Linked DNA regions of Homo sapiens: regions 2 and 3 are each linked to region 1. Evidence: chromatin loops called from intact Hi-C (ENCODE). Cell type or tissue: endothelial cell of umbilical vein. All regions are shown on one strand.

Evidence for each region. Peaks named below come from ENCODE experiments on the same cell type or tissue, not always from the same donor. Only the 100,000 strongest peaks of a DNase experiment are listed, where the experiment ranks them.
Region 2: a loop joins it to region 1, with 17 times the contacts of the local background. A loop is called at or near these places in 49 of 110 quality-filtered maps.
Region 3: a loop joins it to region 1, with 5 times the contacts of the local background. A loop is called at or near these places in 5 of 110 quality-filtered maps.

What each region holds. Positions count from the first base shown.
Region 1 is chr5:163,560,418-163,568,417 of GRCh38, forward strand. No RefSeq gene overlaps it. Among named protein-coding and RNA genes, the nearest start is that of MAT2B, 59 kb to the left of the region's middle. In endothelial cell of umbilical vein, a CTCF peak has its summit at 4,078; DNase peaks (open chromatin) are centred at 4,094, 5,764, 6,444, 6,964 and 1 weaker place; H3K4me3 peaks cover 929 bases; H3K27ac peaks cover 2,961 bases.
Region 2 is chr5:165,205,275-165,213,274 of GRCh38, forward strand. No RefSeq gene overlaps it. Among named protein-coding and RNA genes, the nearest start is that of LINC01938, 34 kb to the right of the region's middle. In endothelial cell of umbilical vein, a CTCF peak has its summit at 4,045 (motif pointing left); no DNase peak of the experiment used is centred here.
Region 3 is chr5:165,454,434-165,462,433 of GRCh38, forward strand. No RefSeq gene overlaps it. Among named protein-coding and RNA genes, the nearest start is that of LINC01938, 210 kb to the left of the region's middle. In endothelial cell of umbilical vein, a CTCF peak has its summit at 3,635 (motif pointing left); a DNase peak (open chromatin) is centred at 3,608.

The sequences.
Region 1 (8,000 bases):
AGCCTCCCAAGTGGTTAGGACTACAGGTATGTGCCACTGTGCCTGAATAATTTTAAAATATTTTGTAGAGATGGGATCTCACCATGTTACTATTGTTCATTTTTTAATTGAGTTGTTTGTCTTTATGTTGTTGAGTTGTAAGAGTTCTTAACGTATTTTAGATACCAGATTCTCCTCAGATATATGATTTAAAAATACATTCTAACATTCTGTAGGTTGTCTTTTCACTTTCTTGATAATGTTCTTTGCTGCACAGAAGTTTTAAATTATAATGAAGCCTAATTTATCTGTTTATTTTCTTTTGTTGCTTGTGTTTTTGGTGTCGCAGTTCAGAATCCATTGCCTAATCCAAGCATAAAGATTTATATCTGCTTTTTTGTGTTTTACAATTTTAACTCTTACATTTAGGACTTTGATAGAGTTTGAGTTAATTTTTGCATGTGGATATACAGTTGTCTCAGTATTATTTGTTGAAAAGACTATTCTTTTCGCATTGAATTACCTTGGCACGCTTGTTGAAAATAAATGGATTTCTGAGCTCTAAATTCTATTCCATTGATATATATCCCTATCTTTATGCTAGCACCATACAGTCTTGCTTAGTGTAACTTTGTAGTAAGTTTTAAAATTGAGAAGTTTGAGTGCTACAACTTTGTTCTTTTTCGAAGTGTTTTGGCTATTTGGAGTGCCTTGAATTTCCAAATGAATTCTAGGGTCAGCTTGTCAATATCTGCAAAAAAAGGCAGCTGAGATTTTGATAGCAGTTGCATTGAATTCCATGCTTTACTTTTAGGAACAACGCTATTTCCATTTTGACCAGAAAATCTATGTTTTTCAAGATGCTAGCTCTCTTGGTAAGAGGCATTTATTGTAAGCTGTATTAAATAAGCTCAGATTAAAATAAAGATTTTGTCTCTTTTTAGAGCATATAACATTTATAACTTTAAATTTATTTGGGTGCAATAAATATTTGTGTAATTTTGTGAAGACAGGAACTATGTCTAGTGCTGATCACTGTGTACCCAGGCTAAGCCTGGCAGCCTCTACATAGAATTTGCTCAAAGAATTGTCAAGAAATGGGGACATCTTCTCTAACAGGCCAGGGAAGAGGAGCAGAAGGGTATGTGGTCTGATGCTGTCCAAGGTCCCAGGATATATTAAAAAACCCCTCAGTTTGACCAGAAACAAACGTATGCACGGTTTACGATTTCATTTATATGAACTGTTCAAAAATCTGGGGATGAGAATACGGAGTGACTGTGATTGGCATGAGGTTTCTTTTTAGGTTGACAGAAATGTTCTAAAATTGGATTGCCGTGATGATCGTTCTCTGTAATTGTACTATAATTCATTCAATGGTACACTTGAAAACAAATTTTATGGTATGTAAATTATATCACAATAAAGCTGTCTAAAAAAGAACTCCAGCTTGAAACTGAGGCCGTAACCCATTTTTAATTTTTATTGAGGGAAACAATACAGACAAGGCAAGTCAAAGGGGGTGATATTTCACTGGCAAAAAAAAATGTGGAGGTGGAATGATTGAAAGGGATAGTGGAGCTGTACAAAGCAGTTGGGACTGACGCTCACAAAAAAGGTGATGAGGGATCAAGGGCCAAGAGTCCGGTAGGGAATAGGTCTAAAAAAGGACTTGGAATACAAAGTAGAGAAAGGACATGAGGTTGAAGAGAGACTTGGGACTGGAAGCTTAACCCCTCTGCCCAGTTCTTGACAGTGAAGAAACAAAGAAGGTCATGGTCTTGCTTTCCAGAGGTACTAGGGGGAACCACATTTGAAATGCTCCAGGGCAGGGCTGGTCACCCTGGTGTGAAAAGACTATAGCAACTGCCAGAGAAACGTGACAGTGTGAAAACCTTCCATTTAGGAGTCATCAGTTCGCCATTCACCCTTGTCAGCCCAGCTGCTGGGATGGCTCAGAGGGAAAAGAAATGATTGATAGTGGCCCTTGACAGGGTACAAGGGAGAAAGTAAATGTTCGACAAATGACTGCAGGTCATGTTGGCCAGGCTCTCTGACTCCCAATCCTGCTCTTGAACTTTATGATGGAGAGTGTGCCTCCCTCATAGTCTCTTCAGTCTAAATCACTTGCACGGCCTGAGCAACATAGGGAGACCATGTCTTTACAAATAATTAAAAAATCAGCCAGAAGTGGCGGCTCGCATCTGTGGTCCCAGCTACTAGGAGGGCTGAGGTAGGAGGATTGCCTGAATAGGGGAGATGGAGGCTGCAGTGAGCTGTGATTGTGCCACTGCACTCCAGCCTGCGCAATGGAGTGAGACCTTGTTTCAACAGATAAATAAATAAAAGCAAAATAAATCACAAATGAAGGACTTCTGCTTTGATACTTTTGTTCACTTGAAGCTAAAATGGACTTGGCCTTCAAATGCAGTTTTGTTTATTTACAATGTCAGCTCTCGCAGCGTTCTTTAACATGAATGATTGCCAGGAACTATGTTAAGATCTTGCCAAGCGTCCTCACACCAACTTGAAGAGTGAGGGACTGTCAGCCCCACTTTACAGATGAAGATATAATCTCAAACATGGATTAACTTGCTGAGATCACACAAGTAATAAGTGGCAGAGGTTGGGGCTTCGACTTGGGTGTGTCTGAAGCCAAAGCCTGTTTTCTAGGACACTTTCCTGTCCCCTCTTTCCAAATATTGACCTATAATGTGAATCCTTACACAGAAAAGTGGACCAGCAATTTTGCCCTCTGCCTACAGGTTGAGTAGTAGGGAGTGCCCGTTGATTTTGTGGCAAGGGCTGGCACAGTGCTGGGAGTTGGGGCTGGGCCTTGTCACAGCAGTCTGCAGCCCTCAGATGCTCTGGGTCCAGCTGGTTAGTACCAGCCAGTCAGACAGCATTTTCTAACACTGATTGCAGCTGTGTAGACCTGGCAGCTATGTCAGGCTCCCAAAATAAAAGCTTAAGGGTCTTTTATTTTGTTACCAACTGGCCTGGTTTTGACACTTAACTGGGAACAACTAGGCTTTCAAGTGCTGGGTTATATGAGCTCAAGTTACCCACTGTGTTTTCAGATTATCACTTAAACAATCACATGCATGAAATTTAAATCTAGCACTTGCACCTAAATTCAAACTAGAATGTTACGTTAAAAACCTACAGGCTTTGTTCAATCTTGGAGAGACTTTAACTCCCAAGGGAAAAAAAGAGTCCTATTGCACCTCAATCCTCCCTAGGGTGATGGTAAGGATTAAATAGATGGCATCATTTCCATTTTACAGATAAGTTGGATCAGAAGGGTTTCTATCTTGAGTGTGCCTGGCACCTTGTTTTACATCTGTATATACTCCACTGAAAATCATTGTTTATTGGTTGAGTCACCCTATAGTCAGGAAATGGGAAAAGGAAATAAAGGTATGATTTATGTAGTTTTAGGTGTACCGTTGTTTCCATTCTGTCTGGTTCACCATCCTGGGGAAGTTTTCCTTTCTACTCTGTGTCCAAGTGTTGAATTCCTCCTACCCTGTGAGAGGATGACTACCCAGAAATGACCTCTGGGGTTATCTTGGACTTGAATGGTGCAGAGGTAACAACTGATGGTGTGGAGCCTACAAATGAATGTGAAAAGCAACAGGTCTTCCCCCGCCAGTCTCCCTTGCAGCAACCCCGCAGGAAGGCAGTGAGATGAAAAGCCAGGTATGGACCCCTGTGGCAGGGAAGTGTCCAATGTCATCATTAGGTCAGAGAATTGCACCTCCTTGCTATTCAGCTATTTTAATGACATTTTTTCCCACTTGATTTCTTCTCCTTGCTATAAGGTAATTCAGTGTGGAATGAAACCCAGAGACCGGAATCTGATTTGAACAGAGGTTTTATTGTAAGCGGTATTTGTGTTCTTTATTCTCTTTATTTTTATTTTATTGTTTTTAATTTATGTTTACAGTCAACACAATAAGCCCAGTTTTTGTGTTCTTTAAAGTGTAAGTTTTTTTCACATATTGTTCAATGTTGTAAATGTTTTATATTTATGAAAACTACAGTTTTTAGTCATAACCTTTCAAGCCTCCTTGGGAAACAGCTGCACTATTCTTTTAGACCACACGAGGGCAATGGTGTCACGTGTAAAAGATGCTCGCCTGCTGCTTTCTGAACAGATGGCACATTTGTTAGACTTCATTGGATGTATTTTTCCTTTATTGAAGCACAGGGGAATTTCGCATTTGCAGGTAGAATGGGGAAAGACAGTTAAAATTTTATACCGTATTTTTATCTCTTTGTTTATGCTGATAAAGGTAGCAAAGGCAGTTGATTTTTTCTCTTTTTTGCTGTTTTGAGGGATTGGTGTGCTAACAAGTTGAGGTCAGCATTCATTACCACAGTGACCCTGGCAGAAGATGCTCTGTTGATTTTGCATTTCATTGAAAATGTCACAGAGATAATACATAAACCCGTCTTTCCCCCCCAAACCCTCCAATACCCTTTCGATATGATTCTCATCCTGTTGTTCCTATTGGATTATCTTTGTGATTAATGTTTCTCCACGCCCATTAAGTAGGGAGACTACAGCCAGCTTTCTCTGAGGATACCTTGTGTGACCTTACTTACTCCGCGGTCACAGAAACTCTGAAGTGTTCCTTTCACGGATGGGCTTGGTCCTGCTGGGTTCCTAATGTCCCCCAGTCTCTCTGGGTTCTGGAGGTCTTCACTCAGAACTAACCAGCTCACTCTTCCTAAGGCAGAATAATGCAGAGGTTTCACCCAAAAGTAGGCAGTACTAGCATCTTTTCTATGGGAATATTTGGTTTGCCATGTTATATTGGCCTGTCCATTTTAAAAAAAATTAGTTTTCAACGCTTAAATGCAAAGACTTCTCATTAAAGATCTAGGTTTCTTGCTTTTCTTGAAACATCGGACAGCATGGTATTTCTAGCCTGAACAGCCCCTGGTGACAATCGGCAGAGCCACCTTTGTGGCTTTATGCAGTCACTGCACACACAGATCTTCCCTTTTGTTTTCCTGACACTAAGGGAGGTGCCCTTTTTAACCACGTTTGTACTCTTTTCGTTGTAATAAAAAGGAAAATGAGAATTTAATACCCATGCCCGTCTCAAAGGAAAAAAAAAAATAGAAAGGTATAGTAGGAGAGCCACATGTCTCAAGAAAAAAAAATGATCCTAAATCTAGACCTCCCTGCTGTAGCACTTAGAGTAATTGCCTGGCCTTGCGGGCATTCGATTTTCAGCACCTGGGAGAGCTTCGTCTTTAAAAGTGGGCTGGCCTGGGGTTGTCCTTGGTTAAACCCCAAGGACACTTGAGAGTCCAGTCATCTTTTATCCTGATGGTTCAATGGGGACAACCTCATTTAATCTTACAACAGCCTGCGAGGTAGTCACTGTCCTATATGGGTACACTGCTTAGCGCCATACCGGGCACGCGTTCAGAGGTCGACCACGCCCTGACTTTTCCTTAGCTTTATTTTGGAAGCAGTGGGTTTTAAGGCTGGTGCTCCTCGGAGCCTCCTAACCATCACTCGTTTGGCAAGTTGCAGATACACTGCCTGACTAAGCTGGGAGAAAGAAAGGGTTAAAGAAGGAGAGCGGGAGGGGAAAACCCTTTGGATCGTGGGCTCTGACCCAGACGCGTCTCCATGCCCGCTCTGCAGCCTCGCGGTGGCAGCTGAGCTGCACGTAGCTGGAGGAGGCTGCAGGAACAGACAGGAAATCCATTCTTGTTCTGCAGATACGTCGGCAAAACTCCCAAAGCAAACAGCAGAGGAAGTTTGCTTTAGTGGAGACAAACTCACAACTTTGCTCTTTCAAAGCCTCTGTTTACAAGTCAAAGCCCAGGCTCAGTCGGGCTTTCTTCCCACACTCACCTCCAGAGGTGCTGCCTGCGGGCGTTTCGCTATCAAAGACCCGCAGCGCCGCGGCCGGTCCGGGATAAGCCGGTGGCTGCGGCTCCAATGCGGAACCGGTTCTCTAGCCGCTAAGGAGCCAGGGCTGCTCACCCCAGGCCCCCTGAGGTTCAAATTTGGGAAACGGAGAGATGGGGCGCGGGGGAAGCCCTTAGATCTAGTGAGCCCTAGAGTTGAGCATCACGCGCAGAATGAGGTGACTCAAAAAGGAAATTGGCAGGTGCTGGCCTTGGGTAATTTCCCAGTGCCCAAAAGTGCTAAACCACGCTGCTCAAAGAATAGAAGCCACCAAAATATCTGAGTGGTGGTGCTGGCTCTGTCACCTGAACTGTGTCCAGTGTTATACCTGAATTGGGTGTATCTGTTAGCTTAAAATAAGATAATACTGTAATAGCTAGAGTCTGGAATAAAAATAAGTTATCTAACGGTGAAGTTTGGTGACTTTTTCAAAACAATAGCACAGATCTTATGTAACTTTATATTCCAATAAAATCTTTCCTGTGGGGGAAGTGAGTAAGATGGTGCTTTCAGCTGATTAACAGGAGACCAGGCCCAGGGGTACCAGGCAGACAGAGAACATGGAGATCGGGTGAGTGGCTGGCTTTCTTGCCCTTGAGGAGCTGAAAGCAAAAAGATCTCAGATAAGGTGGAATACTGTGTTCAAAGCCAACGGTTCTGGGGGCAGCTGCATTTGGTTTTGAATCCTGGCTGTGATGCTTTCTAGATGGGGATGTTGGGAAAATCACATACTCTCTTTAAAACTTAGTTTTCCATTGCTGAAAAGGGGATGGAGAGAGCCGTTAAGCACTTCCTCAAGGTTACACAGGGGGCAAATGACAACGCTGACTTTCAAACAGAAATGTCTGATTTCAGAGCCTGCACTTTTCACTGCATACACTTCCATTGATTGAAAACCACAGCCCACCTCCCCAACCCTTGGAGCCCACGCTCCTTTAGATTTAATCTCAATGCAGATCTTGAGCTCTTAGATCTAGGGCATTCCATCTTTGCTGCTTATGTTATGATTGCTCAGTTCAGGAACCTCCCCTCTTTCTGTCTATTCAGGCTTTCCAAGTCCTTTGTAATCTGGCCCCAGTGTTTTTCCAGCTGAATCTTCACCTCTTCTCAACCATAATTCCTGGCTAATCCTTGTGCCTTTTCATGCCTTTTTCTCAGGCCATCCGCACTTTCTGTGATACTCTTCTTTTTTTCTGCAAAAGTTGGTGTGGTTCTCTGCCCCTGCATTTCTCTAAACTATTTGTTTCTAGAGTGTGCCCCGTGGGGTTCAGTGGTCAAATAAGCTTGGAGAATGATTGTTTTTTTCAAATGGAGTTTTATGCTAATGTGCATTATAAGTTCCTCAAAAGATGCGATTGCATGCAGGGTTTCTCAAACAATTTAAACCTAGGAATTTAAAACTCACTCTTCCTCCCTCCCTCTTCTATTCTTTCTTCCTCCCTTCCTCATTCTCTTCCTTCCTCCTCCCATCCTTTTTTGTTTTCTTTTAAAATATTTCATGGGGCTACAATGCCATACTATGTGTTTTGGAGGATACAGCTCTCTTATAGTTATGGTGACTGAATTCCTAAGTAATGAGCCCAAGGCCAGACTTGAGGACTAATTCTATTCCTAGACAGGGTATGATGAGGGCATCAATTAGCCCTGATGATACTCTGCTGAGAATTCATTTTTTGCATCTAGAACTATGCTCTTTCCGGCTTGCCTAGTAACCAAAATCCTGTCTTATAAGGCATTCCAGTAAGTGCATTCCCACTTTGGGCTCCTGCACATTTTCTAATTCCTTTGGCCTGATTTGTCATTCCAAGGTCTGGCATCCTACCCAGACCCCAAACTGGACTCTGTATTGCTAGTTTCTCTTCATGGCATGGCTTACATTGCTACCTGTGTTCTCTCAATCTGCCTTTCCTGGTGGCCTGTCTCAGTATCCCAATCTTCATTATTGGCTCTATGCCTTTCTGACCCATCCTAGCTCTTTGTCAAGTATTTGGTCTGGTTTGGTTGTTGAAGACTTTAGGCTTTTGGGCCAAACAGTTCCAATTCCAGTTCCACGATCTGATAATTGTACACTCTGGAGTAAGTT
Region 2 (8,000 bases), 1.6 Mb after region 1:
GATAGCAATCTCCTTTCTCTGTTTTCCTTTTAGAAAGCCTTGATATTAAGTCCCAGGCAATGTTGAAATTGGTCTGATTATTTGCAGTGCCAGGATGAGAGGCATCAGCAGGTTCTTATAAGTAAGGTTGCAACTTGGGTTAGAATGAGAACTACAGGAGGATAATTCAGAATAGACTTAGGTGAGAGCTAGAGACCTGGATCCAGATAAGTGGGACTAGGAGAGCACTGTGTGATTTCTGAGTCACAGAACAAGCCAGTGAAACTGAACATGGCATCTTGGAACGATTTTAAAATTAGAGAGATGAAGAATTTTCTTCAAGAACACATACCAAGATATCACTAAATACAGAGGCCGATCCTCATTTATGCCTTTCTTGGCAAAACAGGAGTAAGGCTCAAAGGAAGCCAGGTCAAACAAAATAGTGAATCAGATGAATGCAAATAAGGTGACAGTAGCACATGAGAATGGGTGGCTTCAAATGTATTTGTTCCTTTAACAAGTATTTACTGAGCCACTATTTTTTGGTTCCAGCCACTAAGCACAGAGCTAGAGAGACTATAGTGTATAAAACCAGACAAACCCTGGAATCTCCATTCTAGTAAAAAAAAGAAAAGAATTATGCACATAAATATCAAATTAGAGCTATATTATTGCTAGAAAGGAGAGTGAGGTGATAAGAAACCACACTTAACTATGTACAGAGAATGATTCCTTGAGAGAGAGAGTTTTGAATTGACATGGAAAGAAACAGTAGGAGTTTGTTAAATGAAGGAGGGAGGGAGAGAAGAGAGATCTAGGCAGAGAAAACTGTCTGCCAAAGACCCTGTGACTGGAGGGAATATATCAGTTATAAAGCATTAAAAATACCCAGAGTGGCTGAAGATAAAGAATAAAAATAAGTATAAAAAGAGACGAGGATCCAGAGTCTGATTATTCAGGGTTTTGTAAGTCACATAACAAAACTTTATCTGTATTTTAAGAGAACCAGCAGCTAAACTTCAAAGAAGGGACTGAGTATCACTAAGAACAGATGTAGGCCTCCTGGTAAGGTGGCACTTTTTAGGAGTAAAGAGAAGCAATGATGACAGGTTGATCCAGGGTGCAACTGGAAGAGAATGAAAGGATGGGAAAATACCAGAATGGGGAAAATACATTTGCGGGAAAAATTTTGTGTGCAAATAGAAGCAATTACAACCAGGTAACACCCCTCCCCCTACACTGCCGCTGTAAAACAACATTTGTCAGAGGTTGTTCCCAGTGCTAAGCCCAGTATATCTTGAAAATAAATGTATAATGTCACTCTCTGGTTCAGCTTCAGAATTTTTAAATGGCTCTTATTGTGATAAGAATAAATCAGAATGGAAACTGCAGGTGCAAGGAAGTCATTGAAAGTACCTGGGAAAGAGAAGTGTGTGGGGCAAAGAGGAAGCAAAAACTTTGCCAGGAAATTAAGTTATTTCTTTCCTCAATGTTTCTTTTCCTGGAGTGCATGTAAAGCAATATATCCTGCTCCAGCTCGTGTGATTATGTGAATGGAGACGGAGAACAAAGAGGGGTAAAGAATGGTGGTAAAGATAATAGAAAACTGAAACATCCTAGAATTCTGCCACTCAACTTTTGTTTGGCCTTGTTAGGTGGCTTATTCGAAATGCAGAATCTCAGGCCAAAATTCAATCCTACCAGATCAGAATGTGTATGTTAATAGAGCTCTAGGTGATTTGGATGCACTCTCAGGCTTAGAAATTACTGTTTAAATAACGTCAATTTGCATCTCTGAGATAGGGTGTGGGGTTCTATATTCCTACACATCATTTGGCAAATTGGGGTTCTTTGCTGCTCAACCTTCTCCAACATACAGATTTACAAAACGGACCTAAAGCTTATTTTTAAGTGTGTGTATGCTTGAGCACTTCATTGGTCTTAAGTCTGTTTAATGAGATTCAAAATTGCAATAAAAGAGCAAACCAATGACAATGAATGAATGTGAAATGTAAAAATGACTGCACGAAAGGAAAATTGATAATAATGACAAATGAAGAGGGAAAACATAACTCAGAGCTCACGTGCAATAGAAAGAAAATCCCACGTGAAAGGTTGAGAAAAAGAATATCCTGCTAACGTTAGGCGTAAGTCAGAAGCTCAGAGACTTCCTTTCAAGTTATCTGTCTATGGATGTTCTTACAACTTTCCCCTTTTTCCTTCAAAAACAAATTGACTATATTCCAGTTACCTGCTACTACATAACAAAACACACTAAAATTTAGCAGCTTAAAATAACAACTTATTATCTCTCATGGTTCTGTAAATTGGGTGAGATCATTTGGGTGGTTCTAGCTTGGGTTTTGTTTTTTCAGTCAAATGGAGTTTGGGTTGAGTATATTTCACTGGTCCCTATGTCTAAGGTAGTTCATCGGGTGACTGGCAATTGGTGCTGGTTGTCTTTTTTTTGTGTGTGTGAGATGGAGTCTCACTCTGTCACCCAGGCTGAAGTGCAGTGGCATGATCTCTGCTCACTGCAACCCCTGCCTCCCAGGTTCAAGCGATTCTCCTGCCTCAGCCTCCCGAGTAGCTGGGAATACCGGCATTTACCACCATGCCCAGCTATTTTTTTTGTATTTTTAGTAGACACAGAGTTTCGCCATGTTGGCCAGGCTGGTCTCGAACTCCTGACCTCAGGTGATCCTCCTGCCTCAGCCTCCCAAAGTGCTGGGATTATAGGCATGAGCCACCATGCCTGGCCTGGTGCTGGTTGTCTTCTGGTTGTGTGTTGATTGGAATGACTACAGATGTTTTCTCCATGTCCTTAGCTTCTCATTGCAGAGAAGGAGGAAGAAGGAGAGAAAAGGGAAGGGAAGAGACAGCTGGGGAGGGGTCAGGGGGAAGGAGAATGAATTGGAGGGAGAGAGCAGAGAGAGGACAGAGGAAGAGAGAAAGAGATACTTATAAAGAACACTAGAGAAACTTGAGCAGAATTTCCACAGGTAGAACAGAATATATAATCACTACAAATTAGATGCTGTTTTTCACCCCTCCCTAAATATAGATTTCATTTGCATCATCATCTCGTCTGCTAAATGTCATTTTTAAAATGTGAATTTTTAAATGTCAGCTAACAAGGAAGTTTGATACTCAGTCGCTGCTGTTATTCGAACTCCACCAGTCTATTATTAAGGACTTTTTAGCAGCTGATTGCTGATATTTCCAATTAAGACTTGGTTTGTGTAAGTCAATTTAATGTGACATATTTTTTTTTTAAATGTGGTTTACAATTTGCGGGATAGTTTGGTTGCAGTATATCCCTTTCTTGGCCAAAATGCATTAAGCAGATTTGCACAAAGAAATATAATTGCAGTATAATTGCTGAAACTTCCACTGAGACACAAATTATATGCTCTTAAAGATGACTGCTCAGGGGTTTTATAGAAAAAATTCTGCTTTGAATGGAAAGAGATACGAAAAACCTAAACAAACTAGAAAACTTCTAAAGTCTCTGTAACTCAGTGATCTTATCATTCTAGTGTCCATTTGACATCTAACTTGAGTAAGTCATAGTGGACTTTCTTCTCAACTCAAGCCCCTTAGATGCTTTCTAAAAGACGCTCAGCTGATTGCTCTTTCCATTGTCACTATCAAATTATCTATTCTGTGAACAATCTGATTCTCTAATTAATGTCGTAGCACATGTGCATTAATCTGTCTGGTCCTCCAGTTCTCTAATGAGAGACAAACTCACTACAAGATCTTCCTTAAGAAATAACAAACTGACTGACTCAGCATGACACCCTCACCTAATTAATAAAATGGTGACAATTTTAAAATCCCTGTGCTGTGATTTTTCCTTAACAAAAACTGTTTTGCAGATGTGCAAAGGGACACAAGAAAGAATGTAAATTTAGCAGTTCATAACCTTTGACTAAACAAACCAGAGATTAGATGGAATCAATACTGCCAGAAAGAATTTCCCCCAGTCTGGTAAATCTGGAAATGCAAGAAAATAAATCTATCAGAAAAAAAAAATGGTCTGTTTATAGCGACATCTAGTGGTGTTTGTTTTCCTGCTTGCCCATTCCTAAATGAATTCCCCAGGAAGATAGCAAATACAAAAAACTTACTATTTTGTTATTTTTATCAATACAAACACATAACCTATGTAACATGTTATTGGAGTAACAGGAATAAATATTTCAGAAAACCACATGAATTAGCATGAACTGATGATTTGCAGAAGCTATTTTTGAAAAGTGTTGTGGGTGAATGGATTATGACTCTCATGATGACCACAAGAATAGTAATGCCTGTCCTCATACAGAAATAGGTGTATTTCTTGGTGTTGAAACACATGACCATAGATTTTTTTTTTCAGATGAAGCAGGAGATTCATGGTAGAAATAACTTTGTGAAAAATGAATAATCTCATGGCAGATTTATCTTAAACTAAGATAACTAAAATGACTACATTCTCAAAAGGCTATCTTAAAGAATACTGACAACCTCTGTTATCTGATAGTTTACCCTGGAAGAGTTTGTATCACTATGCTAAAAATGTGTGTGTGTGTGTGTGTGTGTGTGTGTGTGTGTGCAGGGAAGTGAGGGGTGGGGTGAGCACAACATGATTATAAAATTTGTCCTGACACTTAGAGTAGACTTTTTGATTAAACACATTTTCTAAAATGGTGGTGATTATAAAAGAATACAATTTTGAAATAAAATCAATGACAGGACTTTAAAAAAGCAAGCAACAGTTTTTAAAAGTCATAGGTTTGTTACAATCCAGGGGATTGTAAAACTGTTAGGTAATATTCTCTCTGGCTATTTCAGAAGAGAATAAATTTTGACAAGGAGCACTTTTTTTTTTCCAGAGGAAGGTTTTTGCCTTTCACCTGTTCTGACACTCAAAGTTCTTCTAGGAGAGGCCACAGAGAAATCTATTCTCTGCGTTGCTCTTATATCTTCTGGATCACTTTAGGACAGATCCCATTCATTATGGACAGATGCCTTCACTGAATTTATGCAACTAATATTTATGGCCACTCATGCTCCGATAGCAATGAATGAGTCTGAACCAGTACGAGATATTAATTATTGCAAACCGTATCTTCACTTTTCTACTGAAAAGAAGTCTTACCTTGTATCACTTGATTTCTGTCTCCAGCACAGCCCCTAGGACTGTCTTTCTGCAGGTGACATCAGTATTATAGGACATTAACGTCTCAGAGGGTCCTTGAAGTGTATGTCTGTCCACTTGTAACCCTGCACTTCAAGGCACATAGAAACTGCTTTGACCTTTTAGGCCATCTCTTCTCTTTAGAGAAGATGAGTTCTTTAGAGAAGGATGAGTCCCTTCCAGCCTGACACAGTAAGCATTACTTTAAAAGCTCGTCATTCTACTTTATTCTCCCGAGTGATAACCATTTTGCCTGCAAGTGTCATAGGTGAATATTTTGAAGACCAAATGTGACTATAATACTGCCAAGTTCTACTCTGAGCATTTTGGAAAATACTTTCTCCCTCAAATACATAATAAAGTTAAATAACTTGACTTTTTCAGGCAGTCAAATTTATCATTGAGGCATAAATTAGTTATACAGTGGCATGATTTCAATACCACTTCTTGCCCACAGAAGGGAATTACAGTAAACAGATTCATAGAATTTCTCACCTAAAAATTTGTCTAGGTGTTCCAGGGCATAGCCACAGGCAGATTTCAGAAGTCTTTTAAATATACGAATTGAAAATGGTTCATATATGTACCTAAGGATAGGAGGAAAAAATTTACTTTTAACATCTATCCATAGGCTTGAATTTTACTGACTGTCAAAATCGTCCTAAAGGAACAACATTAAAGTTCAGTAAAAAATATTCAGTGATACAATATGTCAAACACTTGGTGTGTATCTGCAACCTTAAGACTAAGTGTAGTACCCTTCCATCACCTTTGGTTTTACTCTGTGCTGAAAAATATAGCCCCTGCCTGGCAAAGTGTCATCTTTTCCAGTCTGGAAAAAAACATATCAGTGAGATTTTGTTAGTTTGACAGTGGTCAGAGTTTCTGCAGCATTTTGCAAAAAGTATGTTGATGTAGCATGCAGTCAATAGTGCTTAGAAGTATGTTCGTGTATGTATTGAAATTTATCAATAGTTTTAAATAAGTAATGAGATATTTATCTTAACTATCATGCCACCTAAAGTATCAAATAATCCTACATTAATGATTATAATAAATATCACAAATGTCTTGTATTTCTTTACTCAAAGAATCATCAGTCACGTGTAAATCTCCTATCTCTCCTCTTCTAGCTGTCTTATCCTGCTTTTGTTTATTTCTCTCTTTTTTCTTTTAGCAGGCCTGTTTAGTATCCATCTGCTTTTATTTCATTTAGCTGGATGCCTCAAGATGTATAAGTGCAATCTAAATTTCAGTCAGTCTATATTCATCTTTCTAGGGATGACCCAGCTTTCAAGTTCAGAGTGAGTCCTGTCTTCTCCAAGAAGGATTCACTGATTATTCCATTCTGGTGGTTTTCAACTCAGCTTACATATTCGACTCACCAGGGTAGCTTTAAATGTGTGTGTGTGTGTGTGTGTGTGTGTGTGTGTTTTATATGTATAACATTTAATTATATATAATTAGCATTTTTAAATATGTATTGAATATTCTATGCATATATGTATACATATATATACACATATATTTGTGTGTGTATATTTATAAAATTAACCCCCCACCCAGATACTCTGATTTAATTGTTCTAGGGTAAAACTTTGATAAACCTATTTTTAGAAGGTCCATGGTAATTCTGATTGTATAGCCATGGTTGAGCTTCCTGCCATCTTGTTTTTGCCATACGAGTAATACTCGCTTTTTTTTTTTTTTTTTTGAGGCCAGAGAGGGGAATGGGTGATACATGCCATTGATACACAATCTAAAAGATAGAAAATATATACATAGTCAAAAATAAACCTCCTTCTTTACACTGGCCACTCAGCTACCTTCCCCAGAGGCAAATCCTGCTTGCAGCATTTGGTATTTCCTCTCAGAGACAATGTACTCACAAACAAATATGAATATTTATCAGAAACTCCTCCTCCTGCTCCCCTTCCCCAACCATACAAAAGATAAAATACTCTAGAAATTCATATGACTGTTACTTTTTAAAATATTTTATAATATCTTTTTATATTAGAACACAATTTTGTGTCCCTATTTTTAACAGTGACACACTATACCACTCTAGAACATAATCCATGTTATTGATTGCTTTTGCAATATTTCAGTGTACACATTTGCCTATTCAACAGTAGCATGTGTGTGATAATATCTGTAGAATAAATTCTTGGAGTGAAAGGGCTAGATCCAAAATTTTGTGCATCTCACTTTGCTACTAAACACCAGGTCACCCTCCAGAGAGACTGGATAACTTGACACTCCCACAAGCAATATGCAAGTGCCTTTATTGTCTCTTTTCAACACAGTATATCAGCAACATTTTACTAACTACCAATTTGATAGGTGAAAAAAAGAGTATTTCATTCTGGTGCTAAATGTCCATCTCTTCTCAGCAATGAGATTGAACAGTTTTTTCTCATGCTTTAAACCCATTTGTATTTCATCTTTTACATACTGTTTGTTCATATCCTTTACACATTTTCTTATTAGTTTGTTAAATTTTAACCTCTGAATTTCAAAGTTTATTGAGTCTTATGTGGCGGGTTTTTGCCCTCACATAGAACCTTCTTTATTCTTCTGAGAGTAAATGGTTACATTTGTTTTTAATTGCTTGGATTTCAGACATCGTAGAAAGTATACCTGTACTCTAAAATTATTTAAACATCATAAATGCATCCTATATTTTTATAGTTTCACTTTTACATCTAAGTATTTGACCAATCCAAAATTTACCCTAGATTTACAATTTGTGTTTAATAGCATTGCTTTTTTGTTTTTTTAATATTTTAATTATTTATATAATACTTCCTCCTGAATTGGATTTTAGTTT
Region 3 (8,000 bases), 1.9 Mb after region 1:
TTTTATATATCATATATATATTACTTTATATATTATACACTATATGTAATTATCTATAATACATACTATATATATTGCAAACTTGCAGATAGATTTTATTACATCTCTTTCAAGCTCATGGATACTAGCTTGCATTACAGACAATAATTTATTAAAGCATTAGCAGGGAATGGTGGCTCACGCCTGTAATCCCAACACTTTGGGAGGCCCAAGTGGGACGGTCCCTTGAGCCCTGGAGTCAGAGACCAGCTTAGGCCAGGTAGTGAGACCCCCACACAACCAAAAAATATATATACATAGAGAGAGGGAAAATTAGCCTGGCATGGTGGTGTGCACCTGTCATCCCAGCTTACTTGGGAGGCTGAGATGAGAGGATCACTTGTGCCCAGGAGGTTGAGACTGCACCAAGCCATCATTGTGTCACTCTACTCCAGACCGGGTGACAGAGAGAGACCTTGTATTAAAAAAAAATTAAAAATAAACACAAATTAAAGTTTTATTCTATTGATAGAATTTACTATATTTCCTTTTCATATAGATAATAAGAATGGTGAACATCTTTGTACTTGCCTAGAGTATAAGTATTTCTCTATAAGAAATCTAGAAGCAGAATTGCTGAGTAAAGAGAATGTGCTTTCAAACTTTTGATAGATACTTAAAAATTGGGTTTCAAGTATACGTGAGAGTTGATTTCTTTATGCCTGAGTCAACATTAGGTATTTTCACTCATTCAGATATTCCATTGTTTTAATTTGCATTTTTCCAATCATTTATACTTGTTAGCCATTTGAATTATTTCTCCTTTGATAAATTTGATGTTCATTTTTTAATATTTTTATGAGATCAATTGTCTTTATTCTATTGAATCCTAGTTCCTCATATATTCTGGATATGCATATATATATATAAGAGAGACAGGGATTATGTATGTTTATGAGACAGGTAAAGGGAAATGTTGCAAATATTTTATTTTATACGCTTACTTTCATTAAGGTTGATGGCACCTTGCTCAGTGGAAGGCTGGTAAATTTACAGTAATAATATTATTTGTCAGATATTGAATGTTACAAAGATAATAGATACTGAACTATGTTCTTACATCTATCTATATTTTTAATTAAACTCTTTCAGATAGGAATTTATATTTACACTTTACAATCATGAAAACTGAGGCTTGGTGGAATGATATGATTTACCTAAAGTCAAATATTAGAAAGTAAAAGAGTCAGAATTTCAATCAGGGTGTGCTGGCTCTCCTCATTCCACTATGCAACTGATATCTACGTAGCTCATGATGTTATCTATATCTTACAGCTACATATATGTTATACATAGCTATTGTTATAGCTGTATTATCTACACCTATATCTATGAATTCATTATGTCTTAATAATTTAGGTTTCTCCTAAATTAGTTTTTACCTGTTTGGTGTTACGTTAAATTATGTGTCTTTGAAAATTTTAAGTTAGTGTAGAAAATGCTGTATTTCACTACAATTAAAGTGTACTATTGTAGTACCAACCAGTTTCCATTAGAAAGTAGACTGTTTAAGTTGCAGTTATGCTTAAGGCAAAACAAGTAGGTAGGTGTGGCTTTGTTTCATCTTTCTATACTTCCCATTGTGAACAGTACTTCTCTTAAGCTCACACTATTCCTCCAGCCTAAAACCTCCCTACTTTCCCTCAGAATTCATATGAATCCCTCCAACCTCCTCCCCCTTATACCACACCATGATAGAGTAGGCTCTCACATACACCTGCTTTCGAGGGCCTAACATTACAATCCTAGACTTGTATAACTTTAGAAACCTGCCAGAAAATGAATGTAAAAGCCAGAGAACTATCAGGCTTGGCTGTTTAGGGTAACTCGATATTGTGAGCCTTTCAAAAGAGGCCAGTGGTAAAGAGTGGCAATGGTGGGCTTCAGAGTTGTTCAGGCCATGATTTCATTTATTTTTATTTTTTTAACTTTGATTTTAGGTTCGGGGTACACATGCAGGTTTGTTACATAGGTAAATTGCATGTCAGGGGGGTTTGGTGTACAAATTATTTTGTCACTCTGGTAATAAGCATAGTACCCAATAGGTAGTTTTTCAGTCCCCTCCCACCCTTCACCCTCAGGTAGGCCCCAGTGTCTGTTGTTCCTTTCTTTGGGTCCATGTGTTCTCACTGTTTAGCTTCCAAATATAAGGGAGAACATGTGGTATTTGGTTTTCTGTAATAACCAGTTAGCAACATGATGACAGGATCAAAACCACACAGGCCATGATTTTGGACACATAACCATATAACCTCTCTTCTCCTGTCCTCTCATCTGTAAAAATAAAGATTGTCATAATTAATTTTAGTATTTAAGGAAATAGTTTGATATTGCAGGGATAGAGAAGACTACAGTCAACATTGATGATGATGATTATTATATAGATAGTTTGAAAAAAGTTACAGAAATCTTGACTGTCTTTTTTCCTCCCAACCCATGTCTTCCCTCCTTGAACTTGGTTCCATATAACCATTTTCTTGGCCTCAGCTTACACATCTTTTCATCAAGAAGTTCTACGCAGGCCTTTCACGCTGTCTCTCAATTCCTGGATGCACTGTACATTTCATTTCATTGAACATGCTACATTAAAATTATTTATTTACTATCCGAATCCTTCTCTAGACTTTAAGTTCCATGAGGGCAGGGACTTTGGCAGTTTTTGTTATTGTTGTTGCTTTCTTGCTATATCCCTCATCATGCAAGCACACTATGCAAATTTTGTTAAATTTAAAAACGAATACAGGCATAAATAGATGTGCTGAGGCATAAATGGATGTATGTCTGAATGAGTGGACAGTGAATGAATAAATGGTTACACGATTGGAAACATGAGTGAATGGATAGGCAATCAACTTAGCACAGAGACTTAGAAATGATTGCAATGTCAGTTACAATGATATGAAGTGGAGAATATATTTTTGGATTGGCCTTTGAAATCCTTTAAACCATACCAAATGGCATTCTTTCATATGATTCTGACCCTGACTGCTTCAGTGAGAGAAAATTCAACCAAGTTGGCAATATAGTGAATTTTACTTGGCATGTGGCAAACAGAGTCTAGGGAATAAATAATATGTCACACTAGGCCTGCATTTTCCTCTCAATACCTTAGGAAAACACTTTTATAAACACAGTTCTACCTCTACCTGCTACTTTCACTTAGCATAAAGGTTAAAATATGAGATGTTTCACTTCATATATTGCACATTTCATTATTCTACATTATAAACTCAGTGAATTCTTTGGAGGTGATTTATTATGCAATTTAATTTGATATTGAAAATCCTCCCAAAAACAATCTACAAACTTGCAAAGAATTTTAAGTAATACATCTTGTTTAATGTGTGTGCTGATTTACCCAGACCATTGAAATAAAGTTTGTTTCATTTACCCAGACCATTGAAATAAAGGCATTTGATTGTTAGAAAAACTGTAAATAGTCCACAGTGTTTGGTATATTTCCGGATATTAAAACTTATTAAAACTATTGTTCAGCATGACTTGACACCACTGAGATTTGACAATGGGCCATATCTACATCAGAATAGCTCTGTGGATACAAGAGCAAAGGGAAATGTTATCCACCACAGCTGTTGTGCTGACCCCTACTGGCTAAGTTTAAGAAGAGTGAAAGAACAACTTTTTTCCTAAAGTGGACCTTTCCTGGATTAATTACTCACATCCAATCTTCATTACGTTTCATCTGTCATTCATCAGTAATAATTCCCTGTACAACACGGTTGAATGCATGTGAGCTTGTCAGCCTCATTTTGTATAATTAATGATGATTGGACATACGAATTTTAACAATTTTGAGACGTGTCTACTGACTGAGAATAATTTTTCTAACCTGCTCTGTTTCTATTGAAACAATGTCTTATGTTTCTCTCAAGAGAAGCTTCAAAATTATGTATATATCCAGCAGGCACATGTAAGTATATGTGTCTGAGAGTCATATGTCCTGCAGATATAAAGCACTAAACCTGAAAATACACAAAAAGAAAAACCCTTTCTCAACCAAAGTACAACAGGACAGATTTTATATTATTTATTTTTAAAAGTAAGCCATGTTCAAATTAAATGTCAAGCATAATTTTGTATTTGAAATTTGAAATTTGTGATTATCCTTAGAGAAAAATCATAGAACACATGTCTTCTTGCCAAATTTGTATTTGCATAATAGTGAACTATGAGGTTATAGATCACTTTGTGGCAGAGTGCCAACCCATAAACTGCTTGGTAAAGCTACTAAAAACTTCAATCTGAAATGAATTTATTTCAGTTAGGAGTTTGAATCCTCTATAGAAAATAAAATGCACTGGAGTCTCTTAGTTCTTAAAAAAGAAAAGACGGAGAGAAAATACGAAATTCTGTGTATTTCCACATTTCTTCCTTTAACTGCTACAGACATAAATGCAAAATGAATGTTGACATATTTGTTTAGCATCCCTGAACAGATTAAACTGCTTTAGAAGTTCTTCTGTAATCAGGCTTGAAAAATAGAAACTAACATTCACATCCTTGGATAGATTAAATTGTTTCCAAAGTTTCTCATTAATCAGACACGAAAAATTGTTTGTAAACGTAGAAGTAGGTCCTTTGAAAAGTACTCAAAATTTTTCTTGCGACAAAATTTTTGCAATTTCACTATATAATGCTATTTTTGTCGTATACGTATTAGAAATATGTATACCTGTATCACTTGTCTGTGTCCTTTATTGGCGAGTTGCTAAATAGCAAAAGATTTTGATCCATTGTGGAGTACAGTGTGTGTATAAAAAGAACACTGGGTCTGAATTGTGAAGCTGACTGCCAATTACTTATGATGTGTCTTTGGGCAAAGAAAATAGAAAGAAAATATAATTTTTTTAAAGTTTGGACTTCTTTCCAAGTGAATTCCAAGTACTTGAGTGTTCTTCTTCATAATAAGTCTGTAAGTTTAACAGTGCAGCACACATTTTAGGAATGAGGAAACTAAATCCTGGAGATATTAATGGACTTGTGTGATTCAGTATAGCTAGTAAGTAGTGCAGTTAACATTATATATTAGAACTATCTCACACCAAACTTCCTGTCCCTCTTAGGCTATGATGTCTTTCTTATCCTGCTTTTCTCCTTTGTTAAAAGAAGGAATTGGGCTATATTATCATTATTTTTATATTTTCTATAGCTCTCGTGTACATGGGTCTGTGTTTGGGGATTTTTGTTTGTTTGTTTGGGTTTTTTTTTTTTCTTTTCTTTGACAAGGTCTTGCTCTGTTGCCTAGGCTGGAGTGCAGTGGCGCAATCATGGCTCACTACAGCCTGGAACTCCTGGGCTCAAGTGATCTTTTGCCTCAGTATTCTGAATAGCTGGGACTGCATGCTCATGCCATCATACCTGGCTAGTTTTTTCTTTTTCATTTTTCTTATGTAGAAACAGTCTCACTATGTTGACAAGGCTGGCTTTGAACTCCTGGCCTCAAGCAATCCTGCCATCTTGGCCTCCCAAAATGCTGGAATTACAGGCATGAGCCACCACGCTGAGCCTATGATTCGATTCAGTCTCCCGTTTCCAAATAAAGGCATATTACCTGAGTATTATATAATACACAGAATTCATTGTGTCACTTTCACTTCATCTTCCATTCAAATTCTCTAAATTCTTGCTGAGCAGGCTCTGACAGATGGGATAAGGAATGATTCCTCTATTGTAGAAACTGATAGTATTCCAGTAGTGTGAGCTCTTGACTTTATTTCCATCACTCAGCCAATGAATATCAATGATTCTTGAACTTTGCTATATACCATGGCAGGCAATAAAGACATATGCACCACCAGATTTTTATTTGACTTGATAAACTTACGCTGTACATTTCAAGATATTTTACAGTGACCACCAGTAGTTCCCTTAAAAGTCCTGTCATTCACGTATTATTCTTTCTAAAATGGTATGACATTGAGTTGTTTCAATTGCCAAATAGTAATTAGGAAAGAATATAGTCTCTCACTTTCAGGGAATTTTTTAAATGAAAAATGCATGTAAATAATTTTAATTTCTATTTGCTTTTCCTCACATGCCAAAAATTATTAGATTTATCTTAGGCATTTAGAAAGGCTTATAGTGTGCGTTTCAATATGAATTTAATATGGCATAAGCAAAACTCTGAGCTTTATTTCAAAAAGAGAAATGTATTAAAGAGCAGCTGGAATAGTCAAATAAGAGGTGAAACTATTAAGTCAAATGTCTCATGACAGAAACAATGCCAAAAATATTAATATGGACAGATTTTAATTTTAACTATGATGGAGCAATTGGAATGTCTTACCTGCATAAACACTGTAAACCTGGACAAAATCTATGCAGACAGTATACTCAGATATGGAATAATAGGCAGCTTATGAAGGAGATCCTTAAGAAGTGTGAAATGCACAAGACGTATTCAACTTTCATGGCTGCTTTTTAGGTGGAGAAAGTTTCCAAATAAACAGAAACCAAGGATCCCATCGACTAGAGAAAATAGAAATCAAAATTTGGGGCCATTGAGGGTGTTAGAATCTGTAGGACAGTATAGTGGAGACAAGAAATCCATTCAGAGAAAAAATCTTAAAAATTGGCATAAGGTTACACTTAAGTCTTTAGCCAGTGACTCATGTGCACGTGAAACACTACAAGACAGGACGGAGAACAGCTACTGAAGGTCTGTGAACTGAAAATAATAAACAAATAAATAAATATGCATTGCTGGAAGACATTGGTTTTCAGACTATCGAGACTGGAAAAAAGCCTTTCTAAACTCACCAAGGATTCAGTCTATTCTATAGGAAGGTCAAACCTCACCAGTAAGTCTAGTTTAAACTCAGTCTAAAAAGGCTTAAAGTCACTCTTCAACAGGATAAATCTGTACAACTCAGTAACTGTTAAAGAAATAAAACATAATTTATACTCTGAAAATATAGTATCCACAAGATTGAGACTATCACTATAATAACTATACTGCACTCCCCCAAAAGAAAAGATGAACCATCATTATGAGAAAAAGTAGTCAGTGGAAATAGTCTCAGACATCCTGTGTATGTTAGAATGACCTGCCAAGAACTTTAAAACAGCTATTATTAAAATGTTCAATGTTATAATGAAAAAGTATACAAAATAAATGACCAATGGAGAAGCTCAACAGATAAATGAAAAATACAAAACAGTACCAAATAACCATTCAACAACCAAGAATTAAAATATCTAAAATGAAAATTTTTCTGTGCAGCGCCAGTCAAGATTAGATAGTGCACAAGAAATAATTCAGTAAGCTTAAAGACAGATCAGAAGACATGAAATATACATAAGAACAGAAAGGAAAAATACTAGAAAATAGATGTATGCATCTGTGAATTATAGGAAAAACAATTATGCTATCTACTGTGTATGTAATTGAAGAAGCAGAAAGAAAATAGGGATCTTCCAAATCTGGTAAAATATACAATACAGTCCCAAAAAGCATATTGTATACTATGAAAAAAAGAGAATAAATAAGACCTACTATTTGATAGCACAGTAGTGTAACTATAGTCAATAATAACCTAATTGTATATTTTAAATAAGTTAAAGAATGTAACTGGATTGTTTGGAACTCAAAGAATAAATGCCTGGGGGGAGGGCTCTCCCATTCCCTATGATGTGCTTATTTCACATTGCATGCCTACATCAAAACATCTCATGCACCCCATAGATATATACACCTACTATGTACCCACAGAAATTTTAAAAAATAATAAATGTTTTTTTTTAAAAAGGAAATCTAACTCTGGTCAAATTTTCAAAAATCAAAGACAATGAGGAAATATTAAAAGCAGACAGAGAATAAAAGGAAGATTTTATATATAGGAGAAAAATTAAAATACTAATATTTGACTTCTTATTAGATACATCATAAATCAGAAGGCAATGGAATGACCATTTTAAAGGATCAAAGAGAAAAAAGCCAC